Linked DNA regions of Homo sapiens: region 1 is linked to region 2. A link is a contact called in ENCODE Hi-C data. All regions are on one chromosome and are shown on one strand. Each heading gives the region's core, a stretch centred on a gene start or an enhancer-like site at or near the end of the contact. The rest is flanking DNA. Distances are from core to core; before and after follow the strand shown. Region 1 has its middle 43 kb from the start of TCF20. Region 2 overlaps NDUFA6-DT (NDUFA6 divergent transcript).

Evidence for each region. Hi-C counts contacts between places; a loop is a spot of excess contacts on that map. Pooled maps may share reads with other maps.
Region 1: a pooled map shows a loop between it and region 2 (3-fold over the local background). The contact joins two enhancer-like sites. A Hi-C loop is called at or near these places in 5 of 50 pooled maps.

Annotation. Positions count from the first base shown.
Region 1 is chr22:42,311,252-42,315,487 of GRCh38, forward strand. It overlaps a transcript of TCF20 not described here. Among named protein-coding and RNA genes, the nearest start is that of TCF20, 43 kb to the left of the region's middle. RefSeq lists enhancers at 1,790-2,619, 3,451-4,236. Within about 2 kb of position 2,765, at least 10 of the 41 ENCODE cell types and tissues checked have a DNase peak (open chromatin) inside an H3K27ac peak, as active enhancers do.
Region 2 is chr22:42,118,575-42,123,035 of GRCh38, forward strand. All of the region lies in intron 3 of NDUFA6-DT (NDUFA6 divergent transcript), which reads left to right. Among named protein-coding and RNA genes, the nearest start is that of CYP2D6, 10 kb to the right of the region's middle. Within about 2 kb of position 1,682, at least 6 of the 41 ENCODE cell types and tissues checked have a DNase peak (open chromatin) inside an H3K27ac peak, as active enhancers do.

The DNA of each region.
Region 1 (4,236 bases), core at 1,515-4,014, 190 kb after region 2:
AGAAGGGGGCTGCCTAAGTGCTTCATCTCCTGGCACCAGGCCCAGGCCCAAGGCCTTTCCCAAGGGGACTGGGGGGAAGGGCAGGAGGGGCACTGAATGGTGTGTCATAGAGTAGGTACCCCCTGTGCCTCAGTTTCCTCATAAGAGAAACGAGGACATTTTTGCCTCAGGGTGGTGTGGGGATCAAATCAGCCTCTAGAAGTGATCACCTTTCCTAAAGGACAAAAGGCTGTGAGGATTGGGCCCTCTCTCAGCAGCTGCAAACCAGAGGGGCTGACCTTGGTGCCCTGCAGGGGCCACACCACCATCATACACCCATGTTGTGGACAGGAGCAAGGTGCAGTTGAAGGGTATGGACGGGAATCATGCAGACCCCAGGCCTGGCCCTCCCAGCTGGGAAACCTGCTAGCGGTGCCTCAGTCCCCTCCCCTGCAAAACGGGGATGAAAACATCCCAAGCCCAGGGCTGTAGGGCTGAAAAGAGCAAGAAAAGTGCAATCCCGGGCACCCTGCAGGCACACAGGAGCTGCCGCGTGTCCTCCCAACTCTGATTTCCCCGTCTCTTCCACAGACCCCTGCACCAGAGCCCTGCATAGTCAAGACAGCCCTGTTCTCCTAGGCACATAGGTTACCCAGAAGCTGGGACTTGAAAGGGTCTCCTTCCTAGAAGGGGTAGTGAGACTCTAGGGTTCTGCATTTTAGAAGAACTTAGGGCAACAGTTATGCCAAAGGAATGAATCACAAACGGTAAAACTTCTGCCAAAAGGCAACAGAGAAGGAGGAAGACATGGAGGATGGGGAAGGTTGCTCCTAGGACTTAGAAATCACCTTGCAGAGACAGGAAGTAGTGATAGGGTATGTACTATATGGCCAACATTACACCAGGTGCAGGAGCTACAGAAGAAGGGCACTCTCCAATGCCGAGAAGGTGCCATCATGGATGAGTGAATGAGTAAGCAGCTGTGGGGATTACAGCAGCAAGGACTCTGCCACTGCCCCTCCTGACTGGTCCCCCAGTAGTCAGCGGGCCACCTGCCTGGTACCAGGACAGCCCACACAGACATGGCCCTGCCTTGTCTAGACCAGCAGCTGCTGAGAATGAGATCCCCATGGGTGTAGCTGGTAGAATAAATGGGTTCCCTGGCTGGACTTGACCTTATTGAGGGGGTCTGATGGAGCCAGGCCAGGTGGGGCCCCAGGCCTCAGAGGAATATACAAAAGGAGCTATGGAGGCGGGCCTGGGGGAATGAGGGTTGGGGGAGCTTGGATTCTAGAATCCACACTACCCACAAAACCACTATGGGGATCAAAGCCCAAGGTGATGACCCACGTTCAGAGCCAGCTCTATTATCACCCATTCCCCAGGGTGTGGAGTGGGCTGTGGGGACAGACAGACCTGTTGCCGCCCTGGCCTGGCAATCCCATTGCTGTCAGGTCCCGGTCACCCCCCATCCCTGCTGAGCCTCAGGCTCCCCATCTGCAAGATGTGACTGGTCATCCCTTCATGAAGAGCCAGGAGCTGCAAGTCCCTGGAAGCTCATAGAGTATCTCCCTCCTCTCCCCATTGTCTGAGCCACAGGTGAAAGCATGGGGCCCCAATCTAGTGCCCTGCATGCCCAATGCCCAGGCCTCAAGGCCCACGTCTGCAGAGCCCAGGGGAAAGGTGCCTTGAGGACGAAGCTGGGTCCTGGGGAGCCAGCTCCAGTACTGGGGGTGGCTCACTGTTTCCTGTCCAGGAATGCTCAGGACAACCAGCTTCTTGCAATCTTCCCAGCTCAGGCTCCCCAGCCTGAGTCACACCATCACCATACTGTGGACCCTGGACAAGCCTCCGGACTTTTCTGGGCCTCACCTTCCCCACCTGGGAGTGCAGGTGCTAATGCCCACCTGTGGGCTGTGTCACACCATAGGCCAAGAGCTTCTTCAGTGCCTGGCACTCAGTAGGCCTGCAATAAATGGAGACAGCTGCTAGGATGCAGGCGAACCCCCTGGTGCACAGTAGGGTCTCAACCCAATCCCGCTGACCCCATAGCATGGACAAGGCGAGGTTCTCAAAGGCCTCTGAGAGCCAGAGGTGCCTAGACCTGCCTCGTGCAATACAGCATCCTCTCCACAAGTCAGGAAAGGCCCCTGCAGCTGCGAGCAGAGCCCTGCCCGCTGCACTCTCCCATTACCCTCTCAGCCTTCCTTCACATTGCTTCCTGCCTCACACCACCTCCTCCAGGGGGTGCCTCGATCATCTGCCAGAATGCAACTCACTTTCCTGTGGATACCTCTGGGGTTCTGTTAGGACCCTGGATGTCCCCAAGACACCTGAGGCTCACTGCAGCCTCAACAGAATTCTTTCTTTTTTTTTTTTTTTTTTTTGAGACAGAGTCTCGCTTTGTCGCCCCAGCTGGAGTGCAGGGGCACGATCTTGGCTCACTGCAACCTCCACCTCCTGTGTTCAAGCAGTTCTCCCGCCTCAGCCTCCCGAGTAGCTGGGATTACACAAGTGTGCCACCACGCCCAGCTCACTTTTGTATTTTTAGTAGAGACAGGGTTTCGCCAAGCTGGCCAGGCTGGTCTCAAACTCCTGACTTCAAGTGATCTGCCCGCCTCGGCCTCCCAAAGTGCTGAGGTTAGAGGCGTGAGTCACCGCGCCGGGCCAACAGAATTCCCCGCCTCAGGGAACACCTTTGCCCCGGCTGTTCCCGCTGCCTGGAATGCTCTTTCCCAAGATCTGTGCGTGACTGCCTCCTTCCTGTCCTTCCCTTCTCAGTGCAACGGCAGGTGCTCTGTCTGCTGTGTTCAGAGCTGTGACCTTTGTGCCTACATAGCGCCTGCAACAAGGCAGATACAGGCTCAGCAGGGAGCCCCGTTCCTGAGGCTGGGGCTGCCCTATAGGGGCCCCTTGTGGCCACTCCAGGGCAGAGAGAAGACATCTCCGCTAACCCAAGGACCTGAAGATAAACTTGGAGGTGATGTGGTGCATGTCTGGAACTGGCCAGAATCCGTCTCTTCCGGATGTGTGCTCTGGGGCAGATGCCTAATGCGAATCGCTTCTGTCATCAGGACACCTGGGGGCTTGACACGGACCAGCTGCCGCTGCCGGGGGACAGGCTGCCAGAGCGCCGATGGGCTCTCAGCGAAATTGATGGCCATTGTCAGAAAATGATTTCCCCATGGCCACATCGCAGGCCCTCGGAGGAGCTTGAATCCCAGGCATCGATGCCTCCTGCGGCAGGCGGGCAGGCGGCCAGGCATGTGGGCAGGCAGCCCACACCTGACCCAGCTGCTTCCCAGAGCCGGGGAGCTAGCAATTACCAGGCGGGAAGAGGAACCCGCAGGTCCTGCACCCAGGAGGCCCAAGCCAAGGGCTGAGGGCTAGCAGGGAGCCCGCCTCTCCCAGGGAGAACAGGGGGTCCTGCCCTGCACCCCTCCTGTCTGCTCTGTGCCCACAAGCCCAGTGCTGACTGGCACAGTGCAAGCACCCGGTGGATGTCTGCTGAATGAAGGAAGGAAGAATGAACTCTAGAAACTTCAGAGAGGATTCTGGAGCAGCATCTGGAGAGGGGATTCAACAACAATAAAGAGGGCAGGGGCACGAAAACCTGGGCTCCAGAACCCCTCCCTCCAGCCCCGACCCAGGGAGGAGGGGAGCGGCTGAATGAGGGGAGGTGGCAGAGCGGAAGGCCCTCACAGCCCAGCCTCCTGGCCCAAAGTCTTCAGCTCACACCACAGCAGGATGTTTTTGTTTTAAACTGGCTGTGCCTCCTTTAAAAGTAAGAGGTGGCAGGAAATTGGATCTGATGACACAAAGCCAGTTTTCACACAATTTTTCAGAAACCTGGAATCAAGGAATGGTCTGAGGAGACCCAAGCAGGGAGGGGGCAGACAGGAGGCTGTGGACACCTCTAGAGATTTCCCCAGGGCAGTCCTGACAGGGGAGGTTCTGGAACAGTTCAGTCTGTCAGCAATCACCAGCCACCTAATGGGGGCCTGAAGCAATGAAAAGTGGGAGAAGCCAGTGGGAGCCCCAGGGTGCTCACACACCATGCTGGGGGTGCAGGAGAGGCACCACAGTGGGCTCCATCTGGGGTCCTCATGGCAGGTGGGCTGCAGGTGAGGACAGGCTCAGAGAGGAAGGACTCTCTGAAGGACAGGCAGCTTGAAGCTGGGGTATCCAGGCCAGGCACACAGGGTAAGAGAGGAAAGGAGGGCAGCCCAGGCAGGTGGAATGGGCTGGACATAGGCA
Region 2 (4,461 bases), core at 432-2,931:
CATCCTTTTCTACTTGACATGCCCCTTCTACTCCTCTTCTCTCCTTTAGGACTCATTCTCTCTCCTTTCCTCCTCTAAACCTCCTCCCAGAAAAAGACCTGATAACTTCACTTACACCGGGTTATAGATGACTAACAAAGCTTACTATTGAATATGTTGCTAGTAGAAATCTGAATAAGATACAGCAACTTTTCAACTCTGATCATGGCTTTAAGCACTAGGATGAACCACAGCCATGTAATCATTCATTTGGTTACTTAGCTCTTGCTGTGTCCCACGCATAGGGGCAGCTACTGGGGGTTTGACAGTGGACGGACCTAAAGTGGTCCCTCAGTCAGGGGACAGTACAGTACCCTAAGAGCACTGAGGAGGGCCACCCCACGTGAACTCAGGTAGTCAGGGGAGCCCTCCTGAAAGCCATGGAGAAACACATTCTAGGTAGATAACAGCACATGCAAAGGCCTAGAAGTGAGTGTCTGAGGTGGAAGTTCAGAGTCTTTGTCGTCAGCAGGACATGGAGCAACACTTGACACTGAGATTTAGGCAGAGAGAGACAGAGAGACAAAGAGAGATAGAGAGACAGAAACAGATACAGAGACAGAGTTAGAGATACAGAGAGATAGACAGAGACAGAGACAGAGATAGAGACAGAGCTAGAGATACAGAGAGAGACAGAGATACAGAGAGAGAGACAGATAGAGATACACAGAGAGAGGCAGAGACAGAAATAGAGACTGAGAGAGGCAGAGACAGAAATAGAGACTGAGAGAGGCAGAGACAGAAAGAGAGACAGAGATAGAGACTGAGAGATAGAGAGAGAGAGGAGTGGGAGGCAGGAGGAAAACCAGAGCATGAGAGGTCAAGCAGCCAAGAGAAAAGGCGAGGTCGTTAAAGAAAGGGTCAGCTGGGGCCGGGTGCAGTGGCTCATGCCTGTAATCCCAGCACTTTGGAAGACCGAGGCAGGCGGATCACGAGGTCAGGAGATCAGGACCATCCTGGCTAACATGGGGAAACCCCGCCTCTGCTAGTAAATACAAAAAAATTAGCTGGGCCTCGTGGCGGGCCGCCTGTAGTCTCAGCTACTCGGGAGGCTGAAGCAAGAGAATGGTGTGAACCCGGGAGGCGGAGCTTGCAGTGAGCCGAGATCACGCCACTGCACTCCAGCCTGGGCGACAGAGCGAGACTCCGTCTCAAAAAAAAAAAAAAAAAGAAAAAAAGGAAAGAGTCATCTGGGTTTGGTGACTAGGAGCGTACTGGTGACCTCAGTGAGAGGGGTTTCAGAGGCTTATGGAGACAGATGCAGGTTGAAGTGGGTTGTGGAGCGCGGGAGAGGTAGAAAGCAGTAAACACACCCCCCTGCCAACACCGCTCTCAGGAGACTGGTGTGAAGGGTAGGGGTCAGGACGCTAGCTGGAGAAGGAATATGGGTTCAAGGGAGAAGGGCTTTTTTCTTTTTAATAGAAGAGATCAGCAATGTGTTTAGATGCTGATGGAAGGAGCCAGAAAAAAGGAAAAGGAGAATATTGAGGTGAGACGAGATCTCCAAATGCCCAGGTGAGAAGACCAGATGAAATGGGGCACAGGAGTAGGGCTAGCTTTGGAGAGGGAGGGGAGCCTCCTCCCCTCATCCCCTGGAAGAGGAAATGGCCTATGAGAAGCCGGTGAGTGAATGGGTTTGGTGGCAGCAAGTTGAGGAAATGCCCATCTGATGGTGCCTATGCTCTCTGCTGAAAGTGAGGAAGACGGGGTGGAGTTAGAGGTTAAAGAGAGAATCTAAGGGCCGGGCACTGTGAGGAGGGCAAGGCAGGATTGGTGGAGCCCAGGAGTTCAAGACCAGCCTGGGCAACATAGACCCTGTCTCTACAAAAAAATTAAAAATTAGCTGGGTGTGGTGAGGTGTGCCTGTGGTCCCAGCTACTCAGGAAGCTGAGGTAGAAGGATCACTTGAGTGCAGGATGTTAAGGCTGCAGTGAGCTGGGATCACGCCACTGCACTCCAGCCTGAGTGACACAGCAAGACTCTGTCTTTAAAAAAAAAAAAAAGTGGCTGGCCTCGGTGGCTCACGCCTATAATCCCAGCACTTTGGGAGGCCGAAGCGGGTGGATCACCTGAGGTCAGGAGTTTGAGACCAGCCTGGCCAACATAGTGAAACCCCGTCTCTACTAAAAATACCTTAAACCCAGGAGGTGGATGTTGCAGTGAGCCGAGATCGTGCCAGTACACTCCAGCCTGGGCGACAGAGACTCCGTCTCAGAAAAAAAAAAATCCTCCATAGTCACCTGTAGTCAGCCCTTCCTCCTACTCCCACACCCTGGCAATCAGTGAACAGTTTCCTGTTCCTGTGGTTTTGACTTTGCAAGATTGTCATATAAATGGAAACGTATGGTAGCCTTTTCAGTCTGGTTTATTTTACTTAGCACAAAGCATTTGAGATTCATCTAGTCACGTGTATCCGTAGTTTGTTCCTTTTATTGAGTGGTGGTCCGTTGTATGGATGTTCCAGAACATTTGGACTATTTCTAGTTTGGGGCATAAAATGACTATTAATAAATATTCACGTACAAGTTTTGTGTGTACATAGATTTTCCTTATACTTGAGTAAAGAGCAAGCAGTGGAATTTTTGGGTCATATGGTAAGTGTAAGTGTAAGTTTAATTTTGTAAGAAACTCAAACTTTTTCAAAGCGGCTGTCTCACCAGCAATAACCGAGAGGTTCCAGTTGTTCTACATCCTCTCCAGCATTTGTTATCTTTGAAAGCCATTCTAAAAGGCATATTTCAATTTTTATTAGATCGGTATTGAAGATTTACATTATTAAACTATGTAAACAGGCCAGGCGTGATAGTTTACACCTATAATCTCTGCACTTTGGGAGGCGAAGGCAGGAGGATCACTTGAGCTCAGAAGTTCCAGGCCAGCCTGGTCAACATAGTGAGACTCTGTACAAAAAATAAATAAATAAATCAGAAAAAAATTAGCTAGGTCAGGCACAGTGGCTCATGACTGTAATCCCAACTACTTGAGAGGTCAACATGGGAGGATCGCTTGAGTCCAGGACTTCGAGACCAGCCTGGACAACATTGGGAGACACTGTCTATTTAAAAAAAAAAATTAGCTGAGTGTGGTGGTGCCCTGTGATCCCAGCTACTAAGGAGGCTGAGGTAAGAGAGTCACTTACTTGAGCACAGGTTGTGGAGGCTGCAATGAAACGTGATCACTGCACTCCAGTCTGGGCAACAGAGCAAGACTCTTTCTCAAAACAAAAAATGTAGACAGTAGTCCCAGTTGAGTCATGATTTTAGTTTTTCTTCTTCTCTTTCTTTAGTTTTTTGTGCATCTATTATATAATTAATTCATCCAAATTTTCTGCCAAAAATAGAAATCTCTTTGCAGTACATTTAGACAGATCACGTCATTTCTCCATATGATCATTTTCATGGAGACATACCTCAGGAGCCCTCCATCTCCCTGATTCCATCTGGATGGGGCACCCTGGAGGTCTGCTGCCCAGCTGTCCTCCTGAGCTCCCCATTCACCCTTATGCTCAGGGGCTCTCCCTGCCTGTTGTGCTGGGTCCCATGTTATCTTCTTTTCTATTTCTCCTTTATTTTAGTGAAGTACAACCTCCGGTTGCTTCCTGAGGGGTAGTCTTGAGACATTTATGTATCCGAAAAGACCTCAATTCATACTTGCATAGCATTTGGCTAGGTATAGAATTCTAGATTGGAAATATTTTCTCTCAGATTTTGAAGGTCTTCATTATCTTATAGCTTCAAAGGTTGGTGTTGAGAAGTCTGATGAATATTGAATTCCTGAAGCTCAGACTTTTTTCTCTCTGGAAGTTTTTGGGTTCCACTCTGTCCTCAGTGTTGTGAAATTTCTTGACAACAAAATTGGGGCTGGGTCCCCTTCATTCATTGTCATGAACACTTGGTGTTTCCTTCTCTACTGGAAACTCATGTTCTTCCTCTGTGAGAACTTGTCTTGACAAAAAAGAAACGTATTTATTAGACATCTTTCCTTGCCTCCTAGTCTGTTGTCTCTGCTGCCTGTTTCAGAAACATCTAAACAACAATTTAGCTGTTGGAGCTCCTGACCTCTTCTCTGTTCTTTCTGGAAAATATTTTTTTCAAGTTTAGCTTCTATACTTTGATTAGATTTTGCATTCCTATTATTATATTTTTTATTTTTAAGGCAAGGTCTTTCTCTGTTGCCCAGGCTGGAGTGCAGTGGCACGATCACAGTTCACTGCAGCTTTGTTCCTGGACTCAAGTGATCCTCCCACCTCAGCCTCCCAAGCAGCTGGAACTACAGGTGTGTGCCACCACACCCAGCCAGTATTTTAATTTTTTGTAGAGATGGGGTCTCCTTAGGTGGCCCAGGCTGGTGTTGAATTCCTAGGCTCAAACAATCCTCCTGCCTTAGCCTCCCAAAATGCTGGGATTACAGGCATGAGCTAAG